Regions from separate parts of the Homo sapiens genome. Here all the other regions are linked to region 2. Evidence: chromatin contacts called from ENCODE Hi-C or POLR2A ChIA-PET data. All regions are on one chromosome and are shown on one strand. Each heading gives the region's core, a stretch centred on a gene start or an enhancer-like site at or near the end of the contact. The rest is flanking DNA. Distances are from core to core; before and after follow the strand shown.

Region 1 (2,700 bases), core at 88-2,587, 40 kb after region 2:
ACTGTATTTGTATCACAGCACACATCCCATGATACGCACAACAACTCACTTTTGTTTTAAATAAAAATCTTACATATATAGTAGAATCAGAAAATACACATGCCAAATCTTGAGCAAGGAAAATCGTGTGTTTCTTGTGTTTATGTTCATCATTTAATTGATCATAAACGAATAATTTCATTTGGCTCAGAACCTTGTCTTTGCAGTTTTTTGGAGTTATATATGTCAGAAGACAATTATTATAAATTGGTTTCATTTCCTTTTTATTTTCCTCTTCACATACAGACTCTCACACAATCAAACAGCAGAGAGTCACAGACACACTGTCTCAGGCCTTCCTCCTGGCTACAGCACTGACCCACACACGTGGACAAGGGCCCCGTTTTGCAGGCCCTCGCAGAAAGGCGGTGGGGGCAATACCCACAGGGTCATGCCATTGCCCAAGTCTAGCCAGGCCACGGTTGCTTCTTGAAGAGCAGTTCTTCATCTTGGGTCCAAACACTTCCTGAAATAGTTATATGCGTTCTGTTTGGGAGAAGGGCCAGAGCTCTCCCCAGTTTCTCAAAGAGCTCTCTAATCACTAATCTAGACATGCCAGTCTCACTCTTGCCATGAAGTCTGGGACAAATCCCTTGTCTCTACCATCTTGACCTCAAGCCCAAGCCCCAACCTATCTTCCAAGGATATTATATAGGAAGGTTTAGCCACTGAAAACTGACAGAGGGAAACACTTATGCAATAACTACACTTGTGAATGGGAGGCGCCTTCATCTCCATTATGGAGAGAGGAGACGAGGCTCAGCAGAGGTTCGCAGAGCCTGGATTCCCCTGTGTCTGTCAGGTCCCACACATTCCGCCAGATAAAATGCATCTGGTAGACGACAGTGGCTCCAAGTTTGGCTTTGGAGTGTCCTTTTATCTGCTGATCACCAAATACTGTGCTCAGCTGCAGACACAGGCCTGGTTTTCTATTATGAGACAAAAGAATAATGATTTTCCAAGATCTATTTAATTATTTCTTTAAAACTTGCCCCCTCCATTGCCATGGTGTTAATCACCCACATTGAGAGCTACCTTTCAGCACTGTGCAGCAATGGCAAGTCAGCTGTGTTTTGATTATCTGAAAGAAGGAAAAAATATTTTAAATGCTTTAATATTTAAACAAATAGAAGGCAGATTTCTTTCATGTTTCCTCAACTCCTAAAGCCATAGAACAGCCTGGGCCCTAAATTTGAAAATGAGTTCAGACTAAAAGAAGTATCTCAAACTACCACCAGACTTTAGGCGAAGATCGTGTAAAATATTAATTGTACTGCTGCTACTGGAAACCAGCCACAGTGCTCGGGTGGGAGAAGGGGAGGGGTGGGAGGAGGAGAAAAGCAGCACTGGCTGACCAGCTCCAAGAAGGAGGAGCGAGGAGGGAGGAGGGTAACTATTCAACTAATAATGTTCATTGTAGAAATTTTAGAAAATAACATTGGGAAAGAAAAAGCCTTGGGGAAAAAAAATTCTTTATAAAAGGAAATTAAAAGTCACCTAGATCTTAGCCCCTAATGTTAGCTACTGTTAACATTTAATGTCTTTCTTTCTAGTCTTTTTCTTGCACATATGTATTTTGTATATTACTGAACTCAAAAAGAATTCCTTGCCCTGCTTTTTTTCACTTAACATATGTAGGATGACTTTTCACATTTTTAAATTTTCTTCATAAATATCATTTTAAAGAAGGGTGCACAAAGTACCTTATTTTGCTTCATTTGGGTGGCTCCCAATTTTTTGCTCTTATAAATAATGCTGTGAAGAACATTTTTGTGCATAAAGCTCTGGCTCATTTCAGATTATTCCCTGAAAGAGGAATTATGAAATCACAAAGCAGAACTTATTTCAGGATCCAGATAGATTTCCCAGAATTAGTTCCCTGAAAGGCAGGGCCAAGCTGAAGTTCTCTAATAACTTATTGTTAAAACAACCATCCCAGTCCCATCCAGCCACTGCTGCACCCTGCCACCCCAAAAGCATCTGACCTGCAGATGCCTCCCAGAGGAGCCTTTTCCATCCTGTGCTGGGAAAAAGAACAATGGCCTCAGGACAGCACAGATCCTCAATCCAGGTGGGAGCTCAGCACCCTCCAGCTGGGAAGGCTGTGGTGTCCAAGCTCTCCGGAAGTCCCAAGAGGCTCAGACACCTCCCAGCCTTATTTTCTCCATTAAAAACACCATGTGGGCACCCTGTCTTTTTTATGAGCTGAAAAGATTTCACGTCCCAAGACGGAAGAGAGGAGAAATTGGGGTGCAAAACTTACCTCCACACCAGGAATATTGGGTAAGTGCAGCCTTTGTGGCAGCTTAGCTTTATGTCATTTTTGGTTGGGTTTTTTCTTCTTCATTCAAGTTGGGGGATGGGGGAAGATGGTCTTCCCTCTATCCCCCAAGATAAGATTTTACTTGCACAGAAAACCGCTACTCAGCCTTCATGGCTCATTCTCACTTAGATAACTATACTGTTTCTCTTCCCTTCTGTCCTCCCATGCCAGAGGAAAAACACATCTGCTGATATCAGAGTCCCTCCTCCTCTGGAGGGAGGAAGGCAAAGAGAGGGACAGCCGAGCAACTAGGAGAAATGGCTTTGGAGTTGTACAAGTTATGTCCAAATCCTGGCCTGCGGATTAGTGTGTGATCCTAGGCAAGTCACTTGCCATTG
Region 2 (2,700 bases), core at 131-2,630:
GGAACAAGTGCAAAGCCTCCACATGCGTTTGAGGAAGAGGAAGGAGATGAAGTCAGAGAAATAAGCAGGGGCATAAAGAAATAAAAATAGCTCAAACATGATAAGACATCACACCTTACTAGTAACAAAAAAATGCAAATTAAAACCACTGTACACTGAAATTCTGTTTTTCACCTACTGTACTGACAAAATAATACTGATGATAATACAAAGAGCTAACATGTTGAGTGTTCGGCCTGCCTAGCCCTGACATTCTGGGAGCCTGCTGACACTCTGTGTCACCGCCACCCCCGCCCCCCGCCATTTACAGATGAGGAAATTAAGTCACGGGTCGCAGAACTAGAAAGATAGGGAGCTAGAATTCAAAGTCAGGCTATGTGGCTCCAGAACCCAAGTTTTATACAGGAGGCCGAGTCACCTCAAACATTTGGTAACACTCTTGGCTGGGCACAGTGGCTCACGCCTATAATCCCAACAATTTGGGAGGCCAAGGCAGGCAGATTACTTGAAGTCAGGAGTTTGAGGCCAGCCTGGCCGATGTGGTGAAACCCCATTTCTACTAAAAATACAAAATTAGCCGGATGGGGTGTTGCGTGCCTGGTGTTGCTGCGTAATCCCAGCTACTCGGGAGCCTGAGACAGGAGAAACACTTGAACCCGGGAGGCGGAGGTTGCAGTAAGGCGAGATTGCGCCACTGAACTCCAGCCTGGGCGAAAAAGTGAGACTCCGTCTGAAAACAAACAAACAAACAAACAAACAAACAAACAAACAAACCTTTGCCCATCCACACAGGGGAGACAGATAGTCCTGCCTGTCACTGGGGTGGGGTTGGGGGTAGGAGCAGCACAACGGCAAATGGCCGTCAAACACCCCTGGGGACTAGCAGTGACCCACGTGCACATGGGGCACATATGTGGACACTCATTGCTACGTGTCTGGAAGAGCAAAAGGTCAGAACCAGCCTGACTGCCTGTTGGAAGGGAAGTAGTTAACTAAACCATGACATGTACATAAAACAGAACATGACCCAGCTATTTAAAAACACCACGGTAACTATTCACTGAATAGAGCTCTAGCGGAGCTGGTGTGTTCACTGTGTGCACAGTATATTGCCACTTCTAGAGGATCCGTGGGAGAAAGAACATGCTTAAAAATCATGAAGTGTCTTTGGAATCTTTAGAAGAAAATGGTTATAGCAATTTGCTTCCAGGAAGTAAACTAGGTAAGCAGGGGGAAAAGGAAGATTTACTTTTTACTGTGTACCTTTTTGTACCTTTAAGATTTTGAACTATGTACATACATACGTTACTGACTCAAGAGCAATTTATTTTTAAAAGTAAAGCTTCAGGCTGGGCGCGGTGGCTCAGGCCTATAATCCCAGCACTTTGGGAGGCCGAGGTGGGGGGATTGCTTGAGCCCAGGAGTTCAAGACCAGCCTGGGCAACATGGAGAGACCCCATCTCTACAAAAAAAAAATACAAAAATTAGCTGGGTGTGGTGGTGTGCACCTGTGGTCCCAGACATATGGGAGGCTGAGGCAGGAGAATCACTTGAACCAAGGAGGCAGAGGTTGCAGTGAGCCAAGATCACGCCACTGCACTCCAACCTGGGCAACAGAATGAGACCCTGCCTCAAAAAAATAAAATAAAATAAATAAGTAAGTAAGTAAAAGTAAAGCTTCATATCACTGGAAAACCAGCATAATTTACCATAAGTGAAAAGTTTAAAAAAAGAAGTACAATAAAAGTAAAACACTGTTATTAAGTTCTAGCCAGACATGGTTACAGTAACAGGCACTGAGCTTACAATGTTAAGAGAAGTATAAGAGCTCCCAGCACCAACCTGAGATCTCCTTAAAGTCATCAGAAGGACTTAAAGAATCTTGAAATGGGAATAACTTTCTCACTGGGATCGACGTCCCTTAACACCATATCTGTGCACACATCAAGTCATCTCAGACACAACTCTAGGTATGTACCTGTCCTATTAGGAAACTTGTCAAGAGGCTAGCTTTGATCTACAAGTTAGACAATCCACCTAAGGCAGGGTGGGAGGGTAGCAGAGAGAAGACACCCAGTTATGTCTGCTTAGTGGTCATAAAGATTTTCTGTTAATGAGGTTTCAGCCTTCTGCAAGACCAGTGGAGGAATCCATGGAAATGTCCTCGCACCACAGTCAGCCTTGCTAGAGAGCAACTCCTAAGTCTCTGTCTGGCTGTACCCAAACCATGCTGTCGTATGCAAGGATGGTCACAAAGATGACTCAAGGGTGATGGGCATACGGGAGTCCTATGTACTATTCTTAGAGCCTTTCTCTAAGTTTGAAATGACTTTGAAATAAAAAGCTTAAAAATGAAAAAAATGGGCTGGGAGCGGTGGCTCATGCCTGTAATCCCAACATTTTGGGAGGCCGAGGTGGGAGGGTCACTTGAGGTCAGGAGTTCAACACCAGCCTGGCCAACATGATGAAATGCCATCTCTACTAAAAATACAATAATTAGCCAGGCATGGTGGTGTGTGCCTGTAATCCCAGCTACTCAGGAGGCTGAGGCACGAGAATTGCTTGAACCCGGGAGGCAGAGGTTGCAGTGAGCCAAGATCACACCACTGCACTCCAGCCTGGGCGACAGAGCAAGACTCTGTCTCAAAATAAATAAATTAAATAAATAAATAAATAAATAAATAAATAAAAAGATGACTA
Region 3 (2,700 bases), core at 4-2,503, 40 kb before region 2:
TTCCACTGTCAAGGGCAGAGGCTGCCTACAGGATTTATTCCCACCCTGTGCAGGAGGCTGATCCTGGGACTGAGCCCAGGAGGGTGAGGAGGGCCAAGAAGGGGCCTGGGGAAAAGCTGGAGTGAAAGCACAGGGTCCTGGGACTTACAGGCTGGCAGGGCATGAGGGGGCGGAGTGGGGAGCAGCGGCACCCAGGAGCCTCGAGACCCTGTGGGCCCCTGGAGGGGCTCTCTTGCCTGATTCCAGGGTGCAGCTGTGCTTCCCCATCACAAGGCGTGGCCTACAGGACCCGACTCCAGCTGGAACATCTTCTAGACTCGGCCTTCCAAACATCCTCCCTACTGCCCTTTCAGAGATGACCACAACCACCTACGAACCACCCCACTTCTCAGACTCTCTGCAAGGAGCTCCATGTTTACCTCAGTCATGCCAGACACTCTCTCGCCTCTGGGCTTTAGCACATACTGTTCCTTCTGCTCAGAATGCCTGGGCAAAGCCCTCTGCCTTCTCTGAGACTCAGCTTCAGTCGCCTTGCCTGGGAAGCAGGGTTGGAGCCCTTCCAGTGCCCCCACCACACTCTGGAAGCCATGTTCACTCAGTGCCTTCCCCATATGAAGAAACAGCTGCCTGCCTGACCACCCCAGCCCCACTGAGGGCTCCCCCAGGGCCAGCTTGGGCTCTGATACCTGTCAGGGACTCCAGTCCCCGACATGACACGCATCAACAGTATCTGGAAAGGTTGTGGGCAGGGCTGGCTTCATGGGTGTGCAAGCTGAGGTCACACAGCCCTGCATGGCCACACTTTCATCTGAATCAGAGCTTGCTTCCAACCTAGAAAGGCAGTGGTCTTCAGACAGTCAAAGATCAGATACTCCTTTGTGGACCAGGCAGCACCCATGCTTGCATTGGGCACAACCTGGCACTGTCAATTGCCATTTACACAGCATTTTCTGCACCAAGGCCACTCCCAGCTGGGGCTCTGACACTGGCTGGGCACCCATTTCCCAGGAGAGGAAACCGCTTTGGGCCCCAGTATCGAGGTCCTGCCAGTCCTCAGGTCACTGCTAGACCCCTCGATGACATGCGCATCCTATTCCAAAGGCACCGCAGCCCACAGCTAGAGGGAGGAAATGACTGCACCCCCAGAGGCCTACAGGCATACAAGTTTCGGTAAGCCCAGCAAGCCCGCATCCATCTCACCCCTTGCTTCTGCATCTGACAATTCCACTGGCCTGAGTCACAGTTTCCCCTTGAAACTTAACTGACCACTGAAGGTAAACAAGATTGTGAAAGCAAATGGCCCTTGGGAAGAACCATTCCCACCTGAAGGCTGTTCTTACTTATTTAAGAAGGTGGCCTGGCCATACAGAGGGGCGTGTCTTGCCCCAGTCACACAGCTGGCCGTTTATGCCTGGGACCCAAGACTCTGTGTTCCTGCAGGGCACAGTGGATGGGAACCAGCCCTGGCATTCCATAAATGTTGTTTCTAATCAAATCCCTATCTTGTCCTAGAAACAATAAAACTCATTTAATTCCACCCAAAAGCACGTATAAGTTAGAGTGGTTTTCATACGACAACTTGTAGGGTGCTACAGCTGCCCTGGGAGTGTCCCAAGGCCACCCTGGGCCAGGGCCCACACCGACCTAGGCTCCCTCAACATGTGGCTTCTACAGGGGATGTCCAGAGGCCAGCCACACTCCCTACCCGCGCCACATTTGGCACCTCCACATCTGCTCCCCCAGCAACCACTGAGTGCTGCCTGACTGCCAGGGCTCCATGTAGAGGGTGCAGGGGCTGAGGCTTCCTGTGGTGACTGCGCCCACATGCGTGCGTGCTCTAGAGCAGCTTGCCCCTTTCCTCCTCCTCTTTGCTGCGACTCGGAGGAAGGCAGCATGGTCAACCCCACTGATAGACAAGGACGCTGAAGCTCAGTGTACTCAGGGAACTCACTTGAGCTCACAGGGCCAGCACATAGGTACAAACCCAAGCCCAGTTGCTCTCGAAGCCCTGCTGTCACTTCTTTGTAACACTGCCCCTCAGCTGGAAAGGGCAGGGTATGCTTGAGTGGTGGCTGCACTCAGGCTTTGGGGTGAGCAGGGGAGAGGCTGAATCCTAAGACATCCACCTGGCCTAAGAGCAGGAAGCTGCAGTTGAGGAGCCTGGTTGGGCTGGGGCAGGGCTTGATTTGTGGTCTTGGGCACTAGAGCCCCATCAAAGGGTTGGGAGGCTGCAGGTCAACCTGGGCCCAAGTGGGACTCTAGATGCTTACACCAGGCTTGAAACACACCAAGCACGACCAGACTGAGCTGGCATCTCTATAAAGGGGGCCCACCTCAGCAGTGGGGCAGCACCACTCCTGCCTGTCCCCTTCCTTAGGAAGACACCACTTGGGTTAAAGCCACCATTTCTCCCCTGCTCCAACCATGCCTGGGCCACCCAGTGCCATCCTTGCAGAAGACTGTGTGAAATGCTTAGGCCTATCAGGAGCGCAGACAGACCCACTGTCACAGGTCCAGGCCGCTCTCAGCACAAGAACCTGGCTGTACCCTCTGCCTGGACAGCTGACTGCAGGTCAGGACTCCAGCCAGTCATCCGCTTCTGGAAGCACATGCTGGTAGCAGTTCGTCTAGCTGCAACAGATTCTCAGGGGCCTGATGGAAAAGGGCATGCCATTCACTTGGGGTTTGGGGGTTAAGAAC

The links. A loop is a pair of places that touch in the nucleus more often than their neighbours do. ChIA-PET counts read pairs that join two places held with the same protein, here RNA polymerase II (POLR2A). Pooled maps may share reads with other maps.
Region 1: a loop to region 2 is called in a map of Right ventricle myocardium inferior, with 1.8 times the contacts of the local background. The contact joins two enhancer-like sites. A Hi-C loop is called at or near these places in 1 of 168 maps with a recorded cell type or tissue (Right ventricle myocardium inferior) and 1 of 50 pooled maps. POLR2A ChIA-PET finds 5 or more read pairs at or near these places in 6 of 52 experiments (AG04450, BJ, OCI-LY7 and 2 more).
Region 3: a map of Right ventricle myocardium inferior shows a loop between it and region 2 (2.1-fold over the local background). The contact joins two enhancer-like sites. A Hi-C loop is called at or near these places in 2 of 168 maps with a recorded cell type or tissue (Calu3 and Right ventricle myocardium inferior). POLR2A ChIA-PET finds 5 or more read pairs at or near these places in 3 of 52 experiments (A673, OCI-LY7 and SK-N-SH).

Annotation. Positions count from the first base shown.
Region 1 is chr3:128,193,704-128,196,403 of GRCh38, reverse strand. All of the region lies in intron 1 of EEFSEC (eukaryotic elongation factor, selenocysteine-tRNA specific), which reads right to left. Among named protein-coding and RNA genes, the nearest start is that of EEFSEC, 42 kb to the right of the region's middle. RefSeq lists a cis regulatory region at 562-1,102. Within about 2 kb of position 1,337, at least 5 of the 41 ENCODE cell types and tissues checked have a DNase peak (open chromatin) inside an H3K27ac peak, as active enhancers do.
Region 2 is chr3:128,234,016-128,236,715 of GRCh38, reverse strand. The region is part of intron 1 of EEFSEC (eukaryotic elongation factor, selenocysteine-tRNA specific); the gene reads right to left. Among named protein-coding and RNA genes, the nearest start is that of EEFSEC, 82 kb to the right of the region's middle. Within about 2 kb of position 1,380, at least 2 of the 41 ENCODE cell types and tissues checked have a DNase peak (open chromatin) inside an H3K27ac peak, as active enhancers do.
Region 3 is chr3:128,273,489-128,276,188 of GRCh38, reverse strand. The region is part of intron 4 of EEFSEC (eukaryotic elongation factor, selenocysteine-tRNA specific); the gene reads right to left. Among named protein-coding and RNA genes, the nearest start is that of EEFSEC, 120 kb to the right of the region's middle. Within about 2 kb of position 1,253, at least 6 of the 41 ENCODE cell types and tissues checked have a DNase peak (open chromatin) inside an H3K27ac peak, as active enhancers do.